2 separate regions of the Homo sapiens genome follow, and region 2 is linked to region 1. Evidence: chromatin contacts called from ENCODE Hi-C or POLR2A ChIA-PET data. All regions are on one chromosome and are shown on one strand. Each heading gives the region's core, a stretch centred on a gene start or an enhancer-like site at or near the end of the contact. The rest is flanking DNA. Distances are from core to core; before and after follow the strand shown. Region 1 has its middle 94 kb from the start of MBOAT2. Region 2 has its middle 16 kb from the start of ASAP2.

Region 1 (7,013 bases), core at 984-3,483:
GCTGCAGGTAGGCCAGAGTGTGATCATTACCTCCCCAAAGGGAATGAGCAGAGCAGGGTAGAGGAAAATAAGGGGGGGACTTTTTTGGTTTTCAAAAGTCTAGGCCCTTTCATGGGGAACCTTCTGGGTTGAGGGAGATGCTCTGTATATTGTTCAAACTGAGTGCTTAAGATCTGTGCATTTTCTTTTTTTGAGATAGAGTCTCACTCTGTTGCCCAGGCTGGAGTACAGTGGCACAATCTCAACTCACTGCAACCTCCACCTCCCAGGTTTGAGCGATTCTCCTCCCTCAGCCTCTTGAGTAGCTAGGATTACAGGCACGTGCCACCATGCCCAGCTAATTTTTGTATTTTTAGTAGAGACAGAATGTCACTGTGTTGGCCAGGCTGATCTTGAACTCCTGACCTCAAGTGATCTGCCCGCCTCGGCCTCCCAAAGTGCTGGGATTACAGGCATGAGCCACTGCACCCAGCCGCATTTTCTTCTATATAAATGACACCTAAAAACACAAAACAAACACAGGTGTTTAGAGGAACAGAAAGGACTCAGGGCATAGGCAACATATGTAACAGAAAATGTGGGATGAGAAGATATGGTGAAGGGCAAGCCTTTCTCGCCTCCTCCCAGGCGAGGGGTTGGAGAATCAGAATGCAAGAGTGGTGCTTGCATGCTCAGGTTCTAGAGAAAACAGGCTGCGCAGCCCATTCCCCAGGCTGCGTGCCTCAGGGACGTCCCAAATCCCAAAGAAGCTTGGAGGCTCCAACCCTTAGAAGTCATGGCTTCTAGGAGAAGAAATGTTATGATATGCCCAAGTGGACTGAGCCTTTGTCCACCTCCCACCGCGCAGGAGCTGCTGAATCACGCTCCTGGGTCCGAGAGTAACACTGAGAATAACTGAGAGGACAGCGACCAGGGGAGGGCCTTGTGGACAAACTGTGTGGATGCTTGGCTGCAGGTCAGGCGGGACAGCGGAAGTTTCTGTTAATAACACAAGTTGAAACTAGCATGTGAAGATGACGGTGAAGATGAGACGTCCCCTTTCCCAAAGCTCAGAACTATGTAATGCTTGCCACCATCACCCTGCCCCTGGAACTTACCTAGAACCCCAGAGAAAAGAAGACAGGGGAACTCCAATATGACTGAGATTAGTAGTGAATGCCCCAGGAGAGGGAGCTAGTAATATAGAAAAATAAAGTCATATTTTTTGCATAGTTATTTTTATTATTATTTTTTTTGAGACAGGGTCTCATTCTGTTGCCCAGGCTGGAGTGCAGAGGCATGATCATGGCTTACTGCAACCTTGACCTCCTAGGCTCAAGTGATCCTCCCATCTCAGCCTCCCTAGTAGCTGGGACCACAGGTGTGCACCACCATGTCCAGCTAATTTTTTTATTTTTAGTAGAGATGGGGTCTCACTATGTTGTCCAGGCTGGTCTCCAAGTCCTAAGCTCAAGTGATTCTCCCACCTCCCAAAGTGTTGGGATTACAGGCGTAAGCCACCACACCTGGCATGCATATTCATGTTTGATTTCTGAGAGTTGCACCACTTCACAAAATTTTCTTAGCTATAGTTTCAAATCATGTAATCTACAGAGAGGGTCTCTGCAAGGTCCTAAAAGTGCTCTTAGAATGCACACAATTAATTTTAAATGGAAGCCTGAATGCTACATGAAGCGTTTTCAGAGTTAAGAAAGAGGTGTTTCCATTAAGTATGTTTGCCATCTAAAAGTCTTGGTAATGACCTTCTGTATTTCTTTGTGATACTTGCTTCAACCTAACACAATGGTTTTATAATCTAGGACTTTGAGGACTGTGTATTATTACCCTAGATTTTCTTAATTAATGGAAGTATCTTGGAACATTTGCTTCCTCTATAGGAACATCCTTTCTTTTCCTATCCCAAGCCTCTCCCAGGAACCATTGCTGAACTTGTCTTCCCTAGGGAGGGCTAATGACAGAAGATGCCTGCTGGCTGCCCACCGCAATGCCTGGGCCAGTTTCCAGCTGCCGAAGACCCTTCTTCAGCATATTATGTTGGTTGATGTCAATGTCAGGGGAACGGGGCATGTGACAGGAGAACGGTGTAGGGGCAGCCCTGGATCAACCATTAGAGAATCTTGCAAAGATCAAAAACAAACACACAAAAGGAGCCGAATCATTTAAAAGTCTTAGTCACACAAACGAAACCAACCCACAGCAAAGCAACCAAGCCGAACACCAAGGTCAGGAGCACGGCTTGTTGGTTAAAGCAGCTGCAAGTGTGGCTGTCTGTGCTCTGCCTGTGGAGAAGTCACCCACCCACTCTGAATCTGTGTTCTCCCCTTCAAAATGGACACGAATCACATCCTCCTCCTAGTGTGATTACAAGGGTTAAATGAGGAAAGCACTTTGTGTCTAGAATTACTTAAGGGAGGAAGACATTTTGTGTCTAAAACTACTTAAGGATGTAAGGAGAATACCAAGAGCCAGACCAGATTTGTTTTCTGTGATTTTAGGGGTGTTAAGCCCCTTCCCTTCAGGTGTCAGTTAACCCTTTAGAAGTCCCTCTGGGGGGGAGATATTTTGGGGGTAGCCATTCCAACTGCTTTGGAAAATCTGGTCTTCAAGTGTTTCATTTATATGGAAAAGGGGATCTTATTTCTAAATATCTTCAAGCTTCTGGCTTTTGTTCTCATCCATTCATTCAACACACATTCTCTCACCGGTCTGGGACCACGGAGCCTCCATTTGTTAAACTATCCCTGTCCCAGACTCTGAAACCCACTGAGTCCTCAACAAGAGGTGTATAGGGAGGCCCAGGCCAGCCCTGCTCAGTGTCAGCGCCCTTGAAGGGCCAGAGATCTGGCCCACGCTCCAGTCCAGGAGGCCAGCACTGCCCACGCCGGTCGGGAGGTGACTACATACAAATTCTGACCGGCAACATCACGAAGCACAAAGTGGGGACGCCAGGGTCAGCTTTAGAGCCCTCGGCTGTGCTTGGGGCCAGAGCCAAGAAAGCAAAGGACCTACTGCTGGGTGTGGGGAGGAGAGGGAAGGTGCCTGCACTGAGCACAGACCCCCTGGTCAGCTGCAGGTGTGCCATGTGGGAGAGGGTCAGCCTCGCCCAGACACAGAGGTTTGGGGCCCACCCTCAGTGGGGAGTCTTGCAACTGATCCTCCTTTGACCTTGACACTGTACTTCTCCAAGAACTGGCTTGTGATGGTCCTACTGCTCCCCCAAAGGGCTGCCTGTTCGGTCCCTGGGTCCCTCTTTTCCCTGTGCCTTTCCTGATACTGGTGTATGTGCCCAGAAACCTGTCAGCTACCATCGGCCTTATCCCTGTTTGGACAAATTCCCAGGATCCTGGTTTTGTTCTGACTAATGAGACTTATGTCTTGCCCCCTGTGGACAGATTTCCAGGCTTCAGATCCTCTGGTGAGTCCCTGCCTCCTGGACCCACCATCAGGGTTGTCCTGGGCTCACAGTTCCACCATCCCACCGCCCCACGTTTGTGGTTTATTCCTCGCACGCCCCGTTAGTCCCGTGCACAGAGCTCACTGCTCTTGCCCTTTATAACTCTGAACACAACTGTGTATCTGTGCTTATTATTCAGGTCTTTCCTACTAAACCGTCCACTTCCTGAGAACAAGGGCTAATGTCAATTCTCTTTTCTCTACTGTTGATTTCTTAGTGCCTAGTACAAAGAACATTTGTTGAATGAGTGAATGGATAATCATGAGTAAATTAATGTACATCCACCCTTATTTTCTAAAAAGTAATGGTAGGCAGCTTCCTTGCACATCTATTATTTTCCTTGATTGTTGGACAACCAAGGGTTAGAATCCTTTAAAGATGAGAGAATAGAGGCCCAGAGTGTTCATGATTCCACAGGCATAAGGCTACAAGGCATGGACTAGCCATTGTAACCCCTGCAGGCAAGTCTTGGGGGTGGGCAGACACACACACACACACACAAATACACACATCACATATACATATACACATATATATACACATACACACAAATACACACATCACATATACATATACACATATATACACATACACGCAAATACACATACACACACAAATACATCACATACATACACATACATATACACATACACAAATACATAGATATACAGACACACACACACGCACGTGTGCACGTGGAGAGGATGGAATGGGCTGGGCACGCATGCAGGCCACTGTACTATAAATAGTGGCAGTCATGACCCTCCCCACAGCTCTGGGAGATGCTTGTGGAGCAGGGAGCATTGAGCTTGACATTCTTGACATTTCGGTGTCCACAAACCATGGTGACCACGTAATCACAGTCGCAACACAGTCCCCGGGGGCTGCTGGACAGGCTGAAGTCTTGTTGGGGAAGTTTCTGGGCACTTGGAGAAGGGGCCCTGCCAGTCCCACAGCCTCCCTGGGGGCTTCCAGGCTCCCCCTGCCTCCCTGCCACCCAGTCCCCACTGAGTCTGCCAGGCCTTCCCTCCGACTGATCACCAAAAGGCCGTTTTCCATATCTGCGTCTCACGCAGCTGTGCAGGTAGAATACCAACAAGAACCCCGCTCCTTCAGGGATAATGGGAAAGTTCATGTGGCTTAAGTCGCTCTCCCTGGCCTGCTCGCCCTCCGAGAAGAGGGCGTGGGTGGTCTTTAGCTCCTGGCACTCCGGCTCCGCTGAGCCCCTGCCCCCACCCCTGCTGGCACAGCTGGCCCTGCAGCAGCCCCTGCCACTGCGCCCCCACCCTCCCGCTCCACACCCGGCTTCTGAGCCTGCTCAGAGCCCTCGGCTTTGGTGTCTGTTGCCACCCTCCCCGCCCTTGACCTGAAGACCCTCTCAGTCAGAGTAGCAGGGTCATCCTTGGGGAGGCAGTGGGAGGTCATCTCCGTGTGCCTGTCCTGGCCCAAGTGTCACCTGCTTGGGCACTTTCTGGGCATATCAGAGCCGCCTCAGCACGTTCAGCAGCCCGGGCTGAGTGACGGGTCCCTTGCCTGTGGTGTTTGGTGGCATCTCTGATGACATCTCATAGCGCCCTTGTTGTCTGTGAGGAGTGAGAAGCCAGCTCCTGGGGGGAGCCAAGGGATCTGGGGGAGCCGGCCTGACCGGCCTGCCTGGACCATTCCCTTCCCACAGCCCTGTGGCTGTGCGGGGGCCCCCTGGGGCAGGCCACTGAGCGGAACTCCAGGAGGGAGCGATGGCTCTGATGGGACCCCAGATGGAGGAGACCACTGTGGGGCCGGGTATGTGTCTGCCTGTGCCACCAAGGGAAAACCCTGCCTCTCTGCGGGCCGCAGCTGATTCCTCAGTGTGGAGAGGCCCTGGCCCAGACACCTCTCTGATCCCCTCCCTTGGCGATGTTAACCTGATTTGCTCTGTTCCCACAAGGCGAGTCTCCCAGGAAATGGGGGAGACCAGCAGTGTGTCTGGCCTCTCTGCCACTTCCTTCTGAGTTCCTTCTCCTCCCCTCCCTCACTTCAGAGGTCACTCTCTAGGGATCTGACCCTGAGGCCTGAGCACCCCTTTATCATCGCGCAGAGCTACTGGCACCGTGAGGGTGGGCCCTGCCCAACCAGCAAGCAGGCCCCGGGGTGGTTCTGAGGCCCTGGTCGGGCCTCCTGTGGGGCTGGCTGGGCCCCTCAGGCCCCTCTGGACGGGGCGGGCCTGCTTAGGAGATGCGTGCCCCGCCCCCCATCAGCTTCCTCCTCTTTCTTGCCCCTTGAGCTTCTCCACAGGGTGGGGGCAGCAGAGGCCATGCGCTTCCCGGGCTCAATGAGCTGTGGGCTTTTTGGAGACTGTTTGTTATTTCGCTTCCTGGCGGTTCTGCCAAGCGCCCTCCGGCCTCCGGCGCCGCCAGGCAGGTTCATCTAAGGATTCTGAACGCTGCTGCCGCCCTCTCCGGAATATCAAGCAGGCCTGGGCGGCCGCAGGGAGCACTTCCCGATCTCTCAGCTGTCAGCCCGACAGGGGCAGGGTGGTGGCAGGGGTGGTGGCAGGGGTGGTGGCAGGGGTGGTGGTGTGTGTGTATGTGGAGGACCCGGGGGCAGGGGCACTGGCGCTTCCCAAACCCAAATCCAGACCACGTCAGGGCAGCATTAGGGCTACAGGCGTGGGCTGGATTCTGTCTACTTGCATGGTTTCAGCCTGCAGAGTTTAAAAAGGCATGAATGACAAGAATAACAGGCAGAAGTGTTCATTCTCGGGGAATGGGCAGTTCCACCTACGGGCCCACCTGTCTCCATCCACCAGAGGCTCGGGGAGAGCTGTGCACACGGCACCGGCCAGCGCCAGCGTCCTTCCTGCCCCACTCCCCTAACTGCAGAGAAGGATATCCAAGTTCCCAAAGCAGCTGCGTTTCTCTGACGTTTCCCAACGTAGCTTTAGGATCTGTGCAGAGTCTGCATCCTACTCTTGAACGTACCCATGTTTGCTATTCTATAGAAGGACTGTTTTCAGTCACCGACTGACCAGTTAAGGTACTGGTTTCACCTCAAATCTTTGAGTGAAGTTAACCCCTCAGGAAGATACACATCCACTCTCTGGCCTGGCTCCCCAAATCCGCAGGGCACATAGGTACCTTCGTTTGAGAAGCAAGAGAAGAACATATATTATTATTACTATTATTTTTTGAGACAGGGTCTCACTCTGTTGGCCAGGCTGGAGTGCAGTGGCACAATCTCAGCTCATTGCAACCTCCGCCTCCCGGGCTCAAGCAATTCTCTTGCCTCAGCCTCTCGAGTAGCTGGGATTACAGGCATGCGCCACCATGCCCAGCTAATTTTTGTATTTTTAGTAGAAACGGGGTTTCACCATGTTGGCCAGGCTGGTCTCGAACTCCTGACCTCAGGTAATCTGCCCACCTCAGCCTCCCAATGTGCTGGGATTACAGGCGTTAGCCACTGTGCCTGGCTAGTATTATTTTCTTTAGAAGGCTCAAGAATCATCATATTCCACTATATCATTATTCATACCGACTTGCTGTACAAATTTGTATGTACCACCAAGCCTCCAGTGCATCCT
Region 2 (6,922 bases), core at 1,275-3,774, 92 kb before region 1:
ATGTAACAAACCTGCATGTCCTGTATATATATCCCAGAACTTAAATTAAAAAAAAAAAATAAGGCTCTTTTAATACCTCTCAGAAAGCAAACTCCCAAAATGGAGCTAAACCATAGAGGAAAAACATATTCCCTGGCATTATTCATGCCACAGGAGGACCCAGCTCTGCTACTTTTCCACCTCTGACGTCTCTTCTCCCGACTTTTGTTTTTATTCCTTGAGCTGGTAATTGAAGCTGTCAGAGAAGGCTCATGCCAGTCAGTATTTCGTTGATGAATTCCAGCTGGGACTAAAGAGTGCTGCTGAGTTGGAGGGAGGGAGAGAGAGAGAGAGAGAGAGAGAGAGAGAGAAAGAGAGAGAGAGAGAGAGAGAGAGAGAGAGAGAGAGAAGGCCCCTTGGGAATGAGCCCACGCTCTGAGGCAGTGGGATGTGAGTATCCAGCCCATTCGGTGATTAACTCTGTGTCCAGCAAGGTTTTCCTGCCCATCCATTTGAGGTGCTGGCCTGAGTCAGCATGTGCCTGAAGAGTGGAGTGAAGACAGAAAGCCGCCTGGAGAATACGTAGCTGAAATGAGGTTGGGATACACGGAGATTCCTGCCACAGGGCTAAGCATATCCTGGTGCTTTGAGGAGGAAATTAGAAAGAAATATTGCGCTGGTCACAGGTCTCTTAGGAGAGTCCATTTGGACATCTCCATCACAAAGCCTGGAGCCCTACAGTCGAATAATATACAGGAACCCAATTCAAAGCTGTCATTCAGAGATGATGCCGTGTGCACATGCCAGACACTGTACTAGACTCTGGGAACACGGGGCTGAGGGTGTAATGGTGTCTGCAGAGGTGCTGGGCCTTCATGCCGCCTCACAGAGAGGGGAACACAGAAACAAATGACCTTCAGAGAGGCATTTCTCTATCCCATAGAACAGGGGTCCAACATAACCCAGAGACAGACACCCTGAGCCAACTGGACTATCTGCCACTTGGTGCCATAGTGATCTGGATATCCAGGGCTGTTAAAGCTTCCTCCAAATTAGCTTTTCTCCTAACTCTCTAGACTAATTTATTTCATCCGGTCACTAAGTCCCCAAATGGGTCTATCCCAACAGACCTCTCGTGATAACGTAATCTGAGAAGCTACAGCCTGACTTAGAACATACTACTGAGGGATGATCTCCTGAACTCTGAATCCCCCACCTCCCAAGCCTGTTCTGGGAGCTGCTTTCTTTCCCCAGAGCTCTCCTCGCTGCTATCCTCATGCTGAGCACAGGTCTCTCCTAGTCCCAGGTCCCTGCAGTCACACAGGCCAGCATCATCTCCTCCCCATTGTGGTGGTTGCTCACCTGTTGGGGGTATGGTGAGAATGACCATGGGCTAGGCCCGCCCCCCTCTACCATCATTCCTAGGCTCAAAAGCATTGCTGACACTTGCCCAATTGTAAGGATCTCCGGGACCCCTGGTAAAGTCCAGGTTCCAGATGGCCCTGGCACAGAACTGTCTTTAGGGGAGGGGATTGGAAATCTGTATTTTTAATATGTGCTTGGGAGATTTTAGAGAAAGCAAGTCTACACAGCTTCATCTAGCATTTTAGAGGAGAAATTCAAAACCAAGGATTAGGCCAGGCACAGTGGCTCACACCTGTAATCTTAGCACTTTGGGAGGTGGGCAAATCGCTTGAACCCAGGAGTTCAAGACCAGCCTGGGCAACATGGTGAAACCCCATTCCTACAAAGAATACAAAAATTAGCCAGGCATGGTGGTGCACACCTATGGTCCCAGCTACTTGGGAGGCTAAGAAGTGGGAGGATCACTTGAGCCCGGGAGGTGGAGACTACAGTGAGCTGTGATGGCACCACTGCAGTTCAGCTTGGGTGACAGAGTGAGACCCTATCTCAAAAAAAAAAAAAAAAAAAAAAGGACTTTGGGCCGGGCGTGGTGGCTTACGCCTGTAATCCCAGCAGTTTGGGAGGCTGAGGCGGGCGGATCAAAAGGTCAGGAGATTGAGACCATCCTGGATAACGCTGTGAAACCCCATTTCTACTAAAAATACAAAAATTAGCCAGGCGTGGTAGAGGGCGCCTGTAGTCCCAGCTACTCGGGAGGCTGAGGCAGGAGAATGGCGTGACCCCGAGAGGTGGAGCTTGCAGTGAGCCAAGATTGCGCCACTGCACTCCAGCCTGGGCGACAGAGCAAGACTCTGTCTCAAAAAAAAAAAAAAAAAAAAGGACTTTGAATTTCTTTCCAGGTCTGTGAATGTGTGGGGCGAATCTTAGAGGTGAGTGGGTTTGTAAGTGAGCAGGCGCCTTCTTAGAGCACTTGCTCTTTCACATCTCTGGGGAACCACTTGCAGAGTTGTGATCAGAGAGCAAAAAGTTCCCAAGGGATCTGTAAGTGCCCAACATTCACTCTGAAAGTGCTTGCCTAACCGCCACACAGAGAGTGGTTGGTTGGCCTGTAGGATTTGGAGCTGTGGATGTTTCCTGCCTCTAAGCAGAAGTAATAACCCTTAGTCATATAAGAGACCTAGTCATGGCTCGAAACAGAGACTTCATTTTCTCAGTTCTGCGGAATTCCCAAAGTCTGCAAGGCCATGTGTGTGACTCTCTTTGCAAAGAGTTTGGGAGTTGTTTTCTTTTAACTTGGTTGGAGAGCAGCATTTAGTGAATGCTTCTGGGCAGCCCAGGGGTCAGATATCAGACCCCCGACAAGAGTGGGCCCCCCTGGGATTTGGAGCCATGCACTTTTCCTCCAAAGGTTGCTTTCTCTGTTGGTGTTTTTAAAACAGGGCTACACCCCGTTATGTTTGCTCCAGTGTCCCTTCCTTTCTCTCCTGGACTCTCCCAGTCTGTTCGGGGTTCTCAGCCAAAGTTGACCTCACTGGCCGCCTCTGCATTGCATCTTGGTGAGTCCCACTTGCAAATGCCAAGAAGTGAGCTGTGCAGTTTGTTCAGGCCCTGTTCACATTTTCCATATGGCCCTGAGCATAACAACTCTGCGCCTGGGCCTCCGGTCTGCACCCGGGTCCTGTCCTGAACTCTCCAGTGGGCAGAGCCCAGAATGTGGCAAGAAGGTCCCTGGCCGGGCCAGACCTGTGGAAACGGCTGGTTGGGCACACTGGATCAGTCTGAGTATGCTGGAGACAGGGCATGGAAAAGCCGTGACCAAGGGATTCCATGGCAGGATTGCCAGCAAATCAATGCCCCCTTTGTGCCCCATTCCATAATATGACACAGCAATCCAGCCTGGGGCTGGCAGAAGCAAAGAGCATGCCTTCCACATGCATCCCCACCACTGTGCATCAGATAGAAAGCTGCTGATACCCTAATAGGGTGGGATTGGGCCCTTGGCTGAGTGGATCTCAGCCCACTTGACTCGCAAGCTGGACTACCAGGGGTTCTATACTTCCCAAGTCTAAGACTCCCTCAGCAGGGCACAAGACCCCACAGATACTCCAGCTTCTTTGCTCAAAAAGGCTAACCAGAAGAAGTAGAAAACATGGTTTTCTTTGATTGAGACCCCAGCGAGTGCCAACCCAAAGTCAACTGATCATTTGCAGCATGCTTCTGTGATTTAATTTGCTCTTCTTCCTCATCTAGTTGTCCAACCAGAAACCTTGGCACCATCCTGAAGTCCTTCTCCTCCCTCATCCTGCAAATCTAGTCAGTCACCAGGTCCTGATGATTCTACTTACATAGTACCCACAGAGCTGCTCCCTGCCCTTGATTCTCCCCTCATCCCTCATCAATTCAGGCCCTCACTCTTTTTTTGTGAATACAGCGGCACAACAAATCTTCTTATCTCCAGCCTAGACAACTCTCCAATCCATCCTGTTTACGTGGGTGCCATAATTATCTTTCAAAAAGTGATTATTCAAAAATGCAAATCTAGTATGGCACTCGCTTAAAAATCTTTCAATGGCTCCCCGCAGTCTGTGAATGAAATCCCAATTCCTCAGTGTGCTATATAAGGCCCTTTGCAGTCCAGACTGCTTAACGGTTCAGCCTAATTTCTCAACAAATGTCGAATATACCCACAGATACAGTCATGCCTAACACATTCATTCATTCATTCTCAATTCCTGTTATGCATCAGATCCTGTGCTAGCTCTGAGAATCCAGGGATGAGCAAGAGAGCCACAGTCCCTGAGCCCCTAGAGCCAGCAATCCAGAGTGAGAGCAGACTCTAACAAGAAGGTACAATTAAGTTCAAGTTCAGTGGGTGAACACGTGGGGGCTATTGCCTTGCCTGAGTCCAGGGAGGGCTCTGATCCAGATGAACAAGGGATCCCTGATGACTATGAGCTGGAAGTTGGTGGTGAGAGACAGTGTGTGCAGAGTCAAAGGGGAGAGAGAGCTTCACCTAAGCTAGACTTTACCCAAGCTAGTGGAGAGCCGCAGAACCATTTCAGGCAGATTCGCCTTCTCAAAATCTCTCTCTGGCTGCGGTTTGGGGAACAGGTCGAACCACGTGTAGCTTCCCATATTGTGTGCATTCTTTCACAGAACCCTGAGCACAAGCCCTTCCATCCTTCTAGAGGCTCTCTGCCCCTTGTGTATCTGTGAATTCTTTCCCATCTTCCAAGAGTCAGCTAGAAATCATTACAATTCCTATGCCACCCCTTCCCCTCTGCCTGCGTCCAGCTGGGCACATCAAGACCTACATGATTCCCTGCATTTCATGTCTTCTCTCTCCGTGGGAGGAGTCCTATTTCATCCTAGACCTGGAAGTCTTGCGGGGGCTCCATTGTCCCTAGATGCTTGTGTTTTTCACACAGTACATTTCAGAAAATAGGCTCCTGAAGGAGAAGAGGACTTGTAAGCATCCTTCTGATCTTTCGTGGTGGGAAAACCCTTGGCTTTGTACCTAAGTTTGGGCAAAGGCCTGATCAGGAAGGAAACCTAAACTTATTTTTTTTTTTGAGACAAGTTCTCACTGTGTCATCCAGGCTGGAGTACAGTGGTACGATCATAGCTCACTGCACCTTGAACTCCTGGGCTTAAGGGATCCTCCTGCCTCAGCCTCCCAAGTAGCTGGGATTATAGGCACACACCACCACCCCTGGCTAATTTTTTTGTTTTTGTAAAGATGGGGTTTGCCGTGTTACCCATGCTGATCTCAAACTCATGAGCTCAAGCAATCCATCCACCTCATCCTCCTAAAGTGCTAGGATTACAGGCGTAAGCACCACACCCAGCCAGGAAGCCTAAACTACTGATGGCTCCGTGAACAGGCTCATGGTAGGTTACATAGGCTGTGCGGTGCATAGCTCGGGGCACCCTTCCCATCAGAGTCATTGTCCAGCTGCAGATCAATTAGGCTTTGGTGGGGCCTGGGGTGCAGATGGCAGTGGAGTGTCTGGAGGAAGGGGTGCCTTCTCCCAATCACACAAATAGCTCAGTATGAACTGGAAACAGTGAAGATGCTCGGTGGGTTTGATAAACTGAATAGGGTGTGTCTTTGATAACGATGTAAGAAACTTGGTTTAGTTTATAATTTGTAAGTAGCTTCTAGCAGTTTTCAGTTAGGATTAACTGACTTAAGGAAGAGTGGGCTTATTTTTTTGGAAAGGGTCTTAGTATTGGCCAGAGAGAGGTGTTTACTTCATGTCATCTATGCCATACTGCAGGCTAATGATCTGGTCCCTTGCGAGCAGCGAATGCATTTGCTGAGGTTACAAGCAGTTTTTGTTCCTATGTACAAATTAGTGAAAACTGAGATTCATTTCATTCATTCATTCAATCCTTCATTCATTCACTCAACATATTTAGGGAGCATCTTTTTTTGTGCCTGGAAATGTGCTATTTGTTTTATACATATCATATGCCTACAAAGCCCTTATTATACATGTATTTATTGTAATTCCTATTGCACAGCTTAATAAACTAAATTGAAAAGTACATCGGCCACTTAGATAGGATTTGGAAATACAGAAAAAGGATGAGATCTCCTCTCTCTACAACCCCGCGATGGAGGTTCTAAAAGCTGCTCTTGAACTTTAAGCCCTAGAAGGATGCAAACATCAAGAGGTGGTAAAAAGGAAGAGAAGAGCAGCCAGATTTAATCATGCTTAGATCTCTCTTGGCACAGACCATACATAAGCCATGGCCCCTGCCCCAATGGGCAGCAATTTAAGAGGCAAACAAGTGGCCCCACACTATCCAAGCATACACAAGGTAGGAGGGCATGAAATTAGCACAGCAACATCCAGGATCAAAAGCAATGTTTGATTTTATCTTCATAGGCAATAAAATGTGAAGCATATTCTTTGGCAGCAGTCAGAAAGGCAGACTGCTGGCTTTTTGTAATTCTTTGAAGGTTTATAGCATGTCAGTTATCATAGCACTTTTGACAATGGAGACTTCATATCTTGAGGTGGGCCAGGTGAGTGTGCAAAATGAAATGTGGTTAGAATATTAAGGCTTGTGACAGAGTACTTGGCCCTCAAGCTGTTCTGACTCTTCCAAATACATTCAGTTCAAGAATGCATCTCTGGTTTCTATTCCTGGTCACTCGGGAAATGACTCCTTGTCTGTAGGTATTTGTTTTGCATGAAACCAATTATGATCGTGTTTCTCATGTGTAGACATCATTATTATGAGTGCAGTTTTAGTTCAGTCCAGTATATTTATGTCTATGGGGCTAGTTTCTTGTAATTCAAATTATTATTATTTTTCTGAGATAGGGTCTCACACTGTTGCTTAGGATGGAGTACAGTGGCGTGATCATGGCTCACTGCAGCCTTGACCTCCCTGGGCTCACGTGATCCTCCCATCTCAGCCTCCCGGGTAGCTGGGACTACAGATGTGCACCTCCACACCCAGATAATTTTTGTATTTTTGCCTATGCTTGTCTCAAACTCCTGGGCTCAAGCAATCCTCCCAGTTCAGCCTCTCAAAGTACTGGGATTATAGGCATGAGCCCCCA

What was found. A loop is a pair of places that touch in the nucleus more often than their neighbours do. ChIA-PET counts read pairs that join two places held with the same protein, here RNA polymerase II (POLR2A). Pooled maps may share reads with other maps.
Region 2: a loop to region 1 is called in a pooled map, with 2.4 times the contacts of the local background. The contact joins two enhancer-like sites. A Hi-C loop is called at or near these places in 2 of 50 pooled maps. POLR2A ChIA-PET finds 5 or more read pairs at or near these places in 6 of 52 experiments (K562, PC-3, Panc1 and 3 more).

Annotation. Positions count from the first base shown.
Region 1 is chr2:9,094,676-9,101,688 of GRCh38, reverse strand. No RefSeq gene overlaps it. Among named protein-coding and RNA genes, the nearest start is that of MBOAT2, 94 kb to the right of the region's middle. Within about 2 kb of position 2,233, at least 2 of the 41 ENCODE cell types and tissues checked have a DNase peak (open chromatin) inside an H3K27ac peak, as active enhancers do.
Region 2 is chr2:9,187,338-9,194,259 of GRCh38, reverse strand. No RefSeq gene overlaps it. Among named protein-coding and RNA genes, the nearest start is that of ASAP2, 16 kb to the left of the region's middle. Within about 2 kb of position 2,524, at least 23 of the 41 ENCODE cell types and tissues checked have a DNase peak (open chromatin) inside an H3K27ac peak, as active enhancers do.